Linked DNA regions of Homo sapiens: region 2 is linked to region 1. A link is a contact called in ENCODE Hi-C or POLR2A ChIA-PET data. All regions are on one chromosome and are shown on one strand. The core of a region is the stretch at or near the end of the contact, and the rest is flanking DNA. Distances in the headings are between cores, read along the strand shown. Region 1 holds the start of KRTAP4-7 (keratin associated protein 4-7). Region 2 holds the start of KRTAP4-3 (keratin associated protein 4-3).

Evidence for each region. A loop is a pair of places that touch in the nucleus more often than their neighbours do. ChIA-PET counts read pairs that join two places held with the same protein, here RNA polymerase II (POLR2A).
Region 2: a loop to region 1 is called in a map of heart right ventricle, with 7 times the contacts of the local background. The contact joins the promoter of KRTAP4-3 here to the promoter of KRTAP4-7 in region 1. A Hi-C loop is called at or near these places in 2 of 168 maps with a recorded cell type or tissue (chondrocyte and heart right ventricle). POLR2A ChIA-PET finds 5 or more read pairs at or near these places in 1 of 52 experiments (activated T-cell).

Annotation. Positions count from the first base shown.
Region 1 is chr17:41,080,794-41,086,527 of GRCh38, reverse strand. KRTAP4-7 (keratin associated protein 4-7) reads right to left here and starts at 2,378. Exons shown (of 1, transcript NM_033061.4): 1 at 1,384-2,378. The coding sequence starts at 2,321. The coding sequence ends at 1,854. RefSeq lists an enhancer at 1,554-2,083.
Region 2 is chr17:41,165,535-41,171,268 of GRCh38, reverse strand. It overlaps KRTAP4-3 (keratin associated protein 4-3), which reads left to right and starts at 3,048. Exons shown (of 1, transcript NM_033187.2): 1 at 3,048-4,038. The coding sequence starts at 3,097. The coding sequence ends at 3,684.

The sequences.
Region 1 (5,734 bases), core at 1,129-3,628:
TTTCTAGTTCAAGATCCCTGAGGAATCGCCACACTGTCTTCCACAATGGTTGAACTAGTTTACAGTCCCACCAACAGTGTAAAAGTGTTCCTATTTCTCCACATCCTCTCCAGCACCTGTTGTTTCCTGACTTTTTAATGATCGCCATTCTAACTAGTGTGAGATGGTATCTCATTGTGGTTTTGATTTGCATTTCTCTGATGGCCAGTGATGATGAGCATTTTTTTATATGTCTTTTGGCTGCATAAATGTCTTCTTTTGAGAAGTGTCTGTTCATATCCTTTGCCCACTTTTTGATGGGGCTGTTTGTTTTTTGGTCTTTGACAAACCTGACAAAAACAAGAAATGGGGAAAGGATCCCCTATTTAATAAATGGTGCTGTGAAAACTGGCTAGTCATATGTAGAAAGCTGAAACTGGATCCCTTCCTTACACTTTATACAAAAATTAATTCAGGATGGATTAAAGACTTACATATTAGACCTAAAACCATAAAAACCCTAGAAGAAAACCTAGGCAATACCATTCAGGACATAGGCATGGGCATGGACTTCATGTCTAAAACACCAAAAGCAATGGCAACAAAAGCCAAAATTGACAAATGGGATCTAATTAAACTAAAGAGCTTCTGCACAGCAAAAGAAACTACCTTCAGGGTGAACAGGCAACCTACAGAATGGGAGAAAATTTTTGCAATCTACTCATCTGACAAAGGGCTAATATCGAGAATCTACAATGAACTCAAACAAATCTACAAGAAAATAATTCTTAAAAAGAAAAGTGAGCCTTGAAATTTTCAGCCTTTCTGGGTTTATATATAGTAAAATGTTAAGTGTGGAGATGTTTAAATTATAACGTAAACCCATAGAGACCACTGTCAGAAATATACCATGCTATCCAGATAAAATACAGCTCAACATGCTTTTTTTTTCTCAGCAGAACTCACTGGGAAATAAAGCCCGCTTTTTGGTTATAAATTCCAAAATGTTGTTTATTGAGTGAAATGACTCGAGTACATTAAATTCTTTATAGAAGATTTCCCTTATTTCATTGGTGTCTACTTTTCTGAAATTTGGTTTTATGTTTTTTGTCAAAATAGGGACAATAGTATTGTGAGATATAATGTGTTCATGATAAAATGTGTTTCAAGAGCTAAGGCATGAATTAAATGTCTTAATTTAGAATATTAAGACACATGTGCACATACACACACATATACACACAGCACTTTTATTCCAATACCTTAAATTATCTATATTTGATATAGAATGTATCTTCAAAATGATTTCAAGACGGGTTGCTCCTCCTGTGTCTTTGTGTAAAATATAATTGCCAGGGAATCAGTAAAATAATTATGAAAGCAATAGAGAATGATACCAATGAATTCTTAAGTGCAGAAAAGTTTATTAGAAAGCAGAGATACAACAAAGCATAAGAAATTCACCCTAGGAGAAACACAGAATACAATTGGGTGGCTGGATCTGAGGGTGCAACATCAGTGACAAAACTGGTCCTGCAGATAATATCTACCTCACTGAGAAGGAGAATCTGTACCTTAAAGTGATAAAGAAAATAAGGAAATCAGAAGATTGGAATAATTTCTTAGCTAGTGTATTACAAATTAATTCACATTTGGTGCCACCACCAGAAGAAAAAGAAAGCAAAGGAGGGAGTTTAAAATGAACCAGAATGTTCTCACAGAGTCAGTGAAATGGTGGTGGGCTCTTTGGAAGCATAAGGTCCATCCTATTGAATGACATCAACCCCACTTCATGTATCCTAATGGTCAGCACAGTAGAAGGGTCTACATCTGTGGGCCAGTGGTGAAGGGGGACGTGAGCCAGGGCAGTGGGCTCAGCAGCAAGAGGAGGCACAGCACAAGGGGCGGGGACAGGTGGAGATGACACAGGTTGGGCGATAGCAAGTGGTGTGGCAGGAGACTCGGCCACAGACTGGACGCAGGCAGCAGCAGGGGCGGCAGCAGCTGGGGCGGCAGCAGGTGGGCTGGCAGCACACAGACTGGCAGCACTGGGGCTTGCAGCAGCTGGACATACAGCAGCTGGGGCGGCAGCAGCTGGAGATGCAGCACCTAGGGTGGCAGCAGGTCGTCTCACAGCAGGTGGGGCGACAGCAGGTGGGTTGGCAGCACACAGACTGGCAGCACTGGGGCCTGCAGCAGCTGGACACACAACAGCTGGGGCGGTAGCAGGTGGTCCTGCAACAGGTGGTCTGACAGCAGCTGGGGCGGCAGCAGGTCTCCTGACAGAGGTCTTGGCTGCAGCCCTGGTCAGAGCACACGGAGCCACAACAGGAGCTGACCATGGTGTCAGAACGGGGAGGATCTGGGTGGGTTTCCAAGAGAGTGAAGTTCTTGGGTTTGGAAGTCTTCTGGGTCCATAGCCTCCTTTATACCCTGCTGAAGGCCCATTGCCACCACGTCATTATTTCCTTATTATTTACCTCGTGGAAAACTTAATCATGTAATTACATAATTGTGTGTTTCTACTTAAATACTCCAAAAGAGAGAAAATAACCCATTTCCTTTTCCTGCTGTGCTCCTGTGTTTCTATTGGAAACACTTGTCATATTTCTTCCTTAGTGGGGGTCACCTTTGTCCCTGGTCTCTGCAGTGTCTTTTACAAAGCACTGGTCACATGACTCTGACACTTTATTTCTAAATGTGATTCTCCCTCCTACCTGTAGATTGCTCTCTGCAAATCATGGGGGACAACTTTTATAATGTTAATGTGTCTTTTGTTGTCAAATAATGTCCTGGTCAGATGAAATGTTGGAAAGGAATTAGAAGGAAGGACTCATTCGGGAGAAGGATGTCCCATCTATAATGAAGATGACTCTGATTCCGTGTATGCTTCTTGAATGGTTGGGGAGATGGTCAGATCTTAAGGAAGTTATAAACTCTGTGTCAGATCTCATTCCACCACTCCAAGTGAAAGTACTTAGCCATGACTCATTGCCTTTAATGAGTAAAAACACATTTTTCTGTATGTCTTACAGTATAGGCATTTGGAGTAGGAAGTTTTGATTTACCTTTGATCATCAAAACTGCATGATGGATTATTCATTGACAAAAGCATTTGTTATATGTAAACAATATTTAGAATTATTAAGCCTTCAATAATATGCATCCAAGACATTCTATTGGGTACTCTGGGTATAGAACAGATAAACCCTCCTCTTTTTCCTGCAGGTACTTGTATAAGACACATGCATAAGAAACAGAATTTGGCAAAAATGAAAAGAATTACAATTATGTTCATTAAACAACTAAAATAAAAATGTATAGTATGTGGATAAGTTCCATACATCCTCAGGGTATGTATATTACTTGTGAAGTATTGACTATGTACCAGACATTGTGCTAAATATCTTTTTCATTTTCACTCTTTATTACAACCTTATAAAGTAGTGTACATTCTTATTGCTCTTTTAGCAGAATACTCAAAAGAAGCATTAAAAAGCTAAAACAAACAAACAAAATGCTTGTCCAAGATTAAAGAGAAAGTAAGCCTAATATGTCTTAGTGTAGCCAAGAAAGTGGTAAAGAACAAAATTTGCTAAGCTTGCTGAAACTGCTTCATCTTCTTGGAATGTGTCGTCTTTTTTTGTCCACTCTGCAAACTCCTACTCATTTGTCAAAACCCAGTTAAATATTTCCTCCTCAGTAATATCTTTCCTGATAAACTACCCCATTCATTTATCATTATTTCCTGCCTTGTGCTCATAATGTGATACATTCTACTGTATCATAGACGTTTACTTCTTTCATTCCCCCATATGCAATGCAAATAGCCTGAAGGCATGGGCTATGACGTTTCTTTTTGTTACCATGATACTCAGCACAGAGAACACCGGAAATAAATGTTTGTTGAATGAATGAAGGCTTTTTGATGACATAGAAGCATGTAAGGTCCTTTAAAAATGTATATATCGTTTGACTTCTGGATAAAAGAGAGGAAAACATTCCAAACAAGGAGATCAGAGTTTCATTTCAGGAAAACTACAATTATTTATGTGGTAAGCAACATGTCCCCTGATAAATAGCATATGTGGAACCTTGTGGAATTAGGATTCCGTTTATAGAATGAGACTTGGTTATAGATAACCAGGAATACCATGTTATCCCATTGTGGAAGGGAGAGAGGGTGAGACAGAGAAAGAAGGAGTCAAACTCATCCTTTTATAAGGAACCCACTCTTGTGATAACAACATTAATCCACTCATGAGGGTGGTGTCACCATGACCCAAACATCTCCTGTTAGGCCCCACCTCCCAACACTGCTGCATTGAGGATCAAGTTTCCAACACATGAACTTTGAGGGACACATTCAAACCATTGCATTCCACCCTTGGCCCCCCACATCCATGTCCTTCTCATACGCAAAATATATTCCTTTTATCCCAATAGTCCCAAAGTCATGTTCCATCACCAACTTAAAAGTCAAAATGTAAATCTAAGAGTCTCATGTGACTCTGATATGAATAAGACTCAACACAGGACTTATCCTGAGGCAAATTCTCCTCCATATGTGAACCTATTAAAGAAGTTATCTAGTTCCAAAATCCAATGGTGGGAGAGGCATAGGATAGACAGGCCCATTCCAAAAGGGAGCAACAGGAAAGAAAAAGGGTAACTGGCCCCAGGTGAGTCCAACAGGGAAGACAGCATTAAATCTTAAGACTGGAGAATAAACTTCGACTCCATGTGCTGTCTCCTGGATGTGCCCGACATGGGGAAGGGCTGCCTGGGGCCTTGGTGTTAGGCCCCAAATGCCCTCAGATAGCCCTGCCCCATGGCTTTGCTGGGCTCAGCCCATACAGCAGCTATCTGATTGGAGTCTCTGCTGCAGCTCTCTCAGGCTAGTATTGCAGGCTGATAGTTCTACAGTTCTAGGGTCTCAGTGGCTGCTCTGACCCCCCGTTTTCCTGAGCATGGCCCTAGGAGGACCTCTCTGCTGTGGCTACACCCCTAAGGCAGGCTGTCAGAAACATCCTTTCAAACCTAGGTGGACAACCATTGCCCCACAACTCCTGCAGTCTGTGTATCTACAGTCAGTACTACATCAACACCACCAAGGCTCACAGTTTGTACCCTCTGCAGCAGCAGCACAAGTCTCATCTAAGCCCACTTGAGCCACAACTGGAGCAGCAAAGGGGCACTGTGCTAGAATGTGGAGAGTACCAAGCCCTTTCTGACCTCAAGTTTCTCTCATTTGGAGCCTGTGATGGGAGGGATAGCTTCAACAATCTCTGAAATGCCTTCAGAGCCATTCTCCCATTGATCTGATGAACAGCACCTAGCTTCCTTCTATTCTTATCAATCCTTGTATCAAAGCATCACTTGGCCACACCCTTGCATGCTTTTTCATTCTTTTTTTTAAATTTTATTATTATTATACTTTAAGTTTTAGGGTACATGTGCACAACGTGCAGGTTTGTTACATATGTATACATGTGCCATGTTGGTGTGCTGCACCCATTAACTTGTCATTTACATTAGGTATATCTCCTAATGCTAGCCCTCCCCCCTCCCCCCACCCCACAACAGTCCCTGGTGTGTGATGTTCCCCTTCCTGTGACCATGTGTTCTCATTGTTGGTCAGGTTGCACATTTTCTACATCTATATTCTGTGTTTCCCTTTTAATTGCGAATTCCACCTTTAAATCGTTTCTTTCCTCTTGCATTTTACTATACGCAGTTCAAAGACACCAATCAG
Region 2 (5,734 bases), core at 1,799-4,298, 84 kb before region 1:
TCCAAAAATGTCAGAGTACTAACATAATAGATGTGATACCTGACAAGAGAAGCCCATTTCCCATGTCATTCTTTAAAGGGTATGTTAATACGATGCGTCCAGGTTGCGGGGTAAACACAACACATGTTCTTCAGTGTTGATTGCAAATATCAGTTGGGTTCACTTCATTCTAATTTCCTTGATGTTTACCTAAGTGAAGTCTTTAATCATGAACTTCTAAAAAGACAACCATAAAATTAGTTTAAAATTTAAAAAGGTATATGAAAGAAAAACTTACACTCCTTCTGCTAGTCTATATAATAAAAGAAGGACAGTTTAGATAGACTTGGCGTAACTTGTGTGTGTGGTCCTCAAGTTAATATCAAGTATGCTTCACCAGACAGTGAGTAGAATTTAGCAGCAAATACATACAGTGACAGACATCTCGCCTGCTTTTGAGGCTCATTTTGTAAAAATCCAGTGTGCTGTCTATACGAATTTCCCATGGTGGTTCATGCCCTGTTGTTCCATTATCATCCATGTGGACTGTCAGTTTTGGTATTAGAGTCATCTAAAATAGCAAAGATAATTATCAGTGTTTTAGTTTACAATACTCCAAATTCAGTGTTTAAAATCCAGTATCATTTTCTCTACTACGTAGATACTACCAATTGTATTTTAATTATTTTAGTTGCTTCTGTTTCCAGTTGAATATTATACAATGTATGTCATACAACAGTTTAAGCAGATGGGTCTCAAGCTTGGCTGCCCTTTACCTGAGAAACTTGAAAAATTCTGGTGCCCAGGCCATAACCCACAGCACTTAAGTCAGATTTTTTCTGAGCAAGAGTCAGGCATCAGTAGTTTTTAACACTCCCCGAGTGACTCTAATATTCAGCCAACTTGTAGAACCCCTGGATGAGGGGTTGTGATTCTCCATACATTTCCCTACATTCAGAATGTACCTGCCTTTGTAGCTGTGGCAATAGGGTTTTCTTAATCTCCATAAATTTATATAGAAACCTCTCCCCTCATAATCAAAACCTTTTTCTTTTATGTTTTTAATTTTTCCTCAGCCCCTGATATACAGCAAATCAAATGAACAACTGCCTCTTCAGGACACCATGTGGCTTCACAATACAATTGTTTCAATCTTTCATGTTCTCCAGCTTTGCAAACACAGCCCATAAAGTAAAGACTTGTAAATCAAGTGTTTGCTAAACAAGTTAATGTGACAGAAATATTGCAAGGTGTTTGGTCTTTAATGATCTTAATTAAGACATTTAAGGATGCTATCATAGAGTGAACAACCTGTCTCTTTCTTCTTGGGACTTCCTAGTTCTAGCAATGAGAGCCCTGAGTTCAGGGAATGCCCTCAGACTGGGCAATCAGAAACAGCTGGTCACCCTACCATGACATTGGTTGGTATAGTTAAAATGAAGCCCTGGCAGTTATTAGTATAGCTCTGAATGAACTAGTGATGCATGCATCAACATTGTGACTCTCACAGCCACATATCAAGGCAAAGATGACAGACAGAAAAAACAATTATGCTATATATAATTTGTTTGAATGTTCAAATCAAAACTAACCTATGGTGGAAAAATTATTAGAACATTGCTAATAATTTCCCCATATGGCTGCCTCTATGAAGTGATGAGTTTACTGAAGTGACATTTGGGAACTTTCTAGTATAATGAAAATGTTCTCTGTATTCATCCATTTTCATACTGCATGAAGAAATACCAGAGACTGGGTAATTTATAAAGAAAAGGAGGTTTAATTGTGAGTCTCTAAAAAAGACTTGCAGTTCCACATGGCAGGGGAGGCCTCACAATCATGGCAGAAGGTGAAGGAGGAGCAAAGGCATCTCTTACATGGCAGAAGGCAAAAGAGCATGTGCAGGGGAACTGGTCTTTATAAAACCATCAGATCTCATGAGGCTTATTCACTATTATGAGAACAGCATGGGAAAAATCAGCCCCCTTGATTCAATTACCTCCCACCGGGTCCCTCCCATGACACCACGACACCACGACACCATGACACATGGGGAGTACGGGAGCTACAATTCAAGATGAGATTTGGGTGGGGACACAGCCAAATTACATCATTCTCTATCTTAATAGGTGTGGAGGTTACATGGATGTACCCATTTATAAAAACTCATCAAATAGTACATTTGGGATTTGTTCATTTCAGTGTATGTAAATTTTACAATATCATAAAAATAGACACAAACTAAATTAAAATATTTATTTATGAATTAATCCACCAAATTGTCATGTTTGCTAATTTGTTTTAAGTATGATTCTTTTAATTAAACTATAATGAGCTCCTTTGATGTTACTTTATCACAGTATAATACTGTGTGTGTGTGTGTGTATGTGTGTGTGTGTTCCTTCTAGCAAGCTGTGAACTCCCCTGAAGGAGAATCTACATCAAATTTGTAATCCCAATGGCTGGCAACTTGGGTCTCTCAGATTATCCATTTAATGCCTCTGTTTTATAAGCAAGGCAGGACCTTGAGCCAGGTGCTTCTGTAAAGCTTGAATGAACAGAATAAAGCAGGAGGTGTCTGTGTGTGGCCATTAAACCTTTCCTCATTGCTCAAAAATGACACTCAAAATAGGACATTTTCTTCTTGTCCCAGGCCAGAGGCCACACTGAGTAGAAGGGCTTTCCTCTCCCTTGGTCAATGGAATAAATGAATAATTGGTAATGTAACTGACTAAATCTCATTCTGGTACTGGGTACAGGAAAAGAGAGTGAGAAATGTAATTTCAAATGCAGAGTATCACCTGATAGCCCTGTGTAGAGGAAGAGGAAGATAATTTGGTCTAGAAGATGCCATCAAGGTGAGAATCAAGGAAAAGTAGATGGTATAGATCTTATTACATCTGGACAAGAATATTTTCTTCCCAATGATTTTAAGCCATTAAATGGACAAACATTATTGTGTAATCTGATAATTATTTAGCAATTAAATAAACAAAAACAAGAAAAATATAGTGACAACAGGAAACTGGGGCAGTATATAAGAGGCTCAAGGAGACTTCTAAACTCCAGAACCTCATTCTCCTGGGAACCCACCCAGAACCTCCACCCTCTGACGCCATGGTCAGCTCCTGCTGTGGCTCTGTCTGCTCTGACCAGAGCTGTGGTCAAGGTCTCGGCCAGGAGAGCTGCTGCCGCCCCAGCTGCTGCCAGACCACCTGCTGCAGGACCACCTGCTGCCGCCCCAGCTGCTGCATTTCCAGTTGCTGCAGGCCTTCCTGCTGTATCTCCAGCTGCTGCAAACCCAGCTGCTGCAGGACCACCTGCTGCCGCCCCAGCTGCTGCATTTCCAGTTGCTGCAGGCCTTCCTGCTGTATCTCCAGCTGCTGCAAACCCAGCTGCTGCAGGACCACCTGCTGCCGCCCCAGCTGCTGCATTTCTAGTTGCTGCAGGCCTTCCTGCTGTATCTCTAGCTGTTGCAAACCCAGCTGCTGCCAGACCACCTGCTGCCGCCCCAGCTGCTGTATCTCCAGCTGCTACAGGCCCCAGTGCTGCCAGCCCTCCTGCTGCCGCCCGGCTTGCTGCATTTCTAGTTGCTGTCATCCCAGCTGCTGTGTGTCCAGCTGCCGCTGCCCTTTCAGCTGCCCGACCACCTGCTGTAGAACAACCTGCTTCCACCCCATCTGCTGCGGCAGTTCTTGCTGCTGAGTGAAGCTGCTCTGGATTTGTGCACCTTCTTGCTCTCAACCTTCAGTTCAGGCACAGAGTATCTATTCAGAGAACATGTGGACTTCCTGATGTCGTGAAAACAGAGGCATGGACTGATTTGGAAAATATTTTATTAGTATGTATTCTCTTTTATAGAAGTTTTTATTCCTATTGAATCTGAATTTACAGTCAAATTCCACATCACATGTTTTAGAATTCTTTATTCTAATTCAATATACATAAATCTTCAAATGGTATCCTTCTAGATGTTTCTTCCTAATGTTTTCTGTGGTATCAATTTTCATGTGGAATTGTTTGATGTTCCTCAATAAAACTTCATAGTGTTCAAAAGCACCAAAAATGCTCATCTCTTTTCATTTGTTATAATATAATGGTATATGTATATTTCTGTCTATTTTCTGCACAACACAAGAAGAGTACATGTTGTCAAACACCCTAATAATTAAAACATTAAATTGGCATTCTCCAATTAGATTTTATCCAAGCCAGAATTCAGTCTCATAGTAGAAACAGGAGAAGAATTTAAGAGACATTTTTGAACCTAACACATATAACATGAAAGCTGTGGAATATAACTGCCAGCACAAAAAAACTGTCTTCAATAAGCTGCATCCCATGATGTGATTTAAACTAATTTAAACAGAAGCAGCTCAATGTAGAGTATATTCTGTGGACTTGAGAATTATACAGAGTTGAGGCTGAATTCTGACTGTACTGCATGCCACCTATGATCTTAGACATGGCATTTAAACTCTGTCAACCTAGGATTACTTTTCTCTTAAGAAGGGATCATAATAACTCAAAAACACATGAAGGTAATCATAAAATGTCAATGAGATAAAGGTGCCTGGTTGACAAATAAAAGCATGCTCTCTCATCATCACTGGCCATCAGAGAAATGCAAATCAAAACCACAATGAGATGCCATCTCACACCAGTTAGAATGGCAATCATTAAAAAGTCAGGAAACAACAGGTGCTGGAGAGGATGTGGAGAAATAGGAACACTTTTACACTGTTGGTGGGACTGTAAACTAGTTCAACCATTGTGGAAGTCAGTGTGGCGATTCCTCAGGGATCTAGAACTGGAAATACCATTTGACCCAGCCATCCCATTACTGGGTATATACCCAAAGGAGTATAAATCATGTTGCTATAAAGACACATGCACACTCATGTTTATTGTGGCACTATTCACAATAGCAAAGACTTGGAACCAACCCAAATGTCCAACAATGATAGACTGGATTAAGAAAATGTGGCACATATACACCATGGAATACTATGCGGCCATAAAAAATGATGAGTTCATGTCCTTTGTAGGGACATGGATGAAATTGGAAATCATCATTCTCAGTAAACTATCGCAAGAACAAAAAACCAAACACTGCATGTTCTCACTCATAGGTGGGAATTGAACAATGAGATCACATGGACACAGGTAGGGGAATATCACACCTGGGGACTGTTGTGGGGTGGGGGGAGGGGGGAGGGATAGCATTGGGAGATATACCTAACGCTAGATGACGAGTTAGTGGGTGCAGCGCACCAGCATGGCACATGTATACATATGTAACTAACCTGCACAATGTGCACATGTACCCTAAAACTTAAAGTATAATAAAAAAAAAGAAAACTAACAATTTAGAGTTGAAATATAAATCACTAAGCATATCCTCTAAAAGTTGTTTAACCAAGTGAAGATATGTACAATACCATGTACTAAGTTGCTATCATATATTTTCAAGTGAGGTGCAACTAGTATTAGTTTGTCATAGCCAAATAGCTAAACTACAATAATAATTATTAGCTAAGGGATTACTCCAATATAACTTTTAAAAAGTTTTCTCACTATATTCATGGGTTAGCCACTATTCCATATTATCTTGTAAGCCACAGTATGTTCGTTATAACCCAAACCTACTGTGACTTGTTAACTGTTAAAAAATAATTACTATATAATTCTTTGTATAAGCTGGGGGGTAATTGAATGATTAAAAAATTAATAAGAAATAGGCTATTTCAAAAAA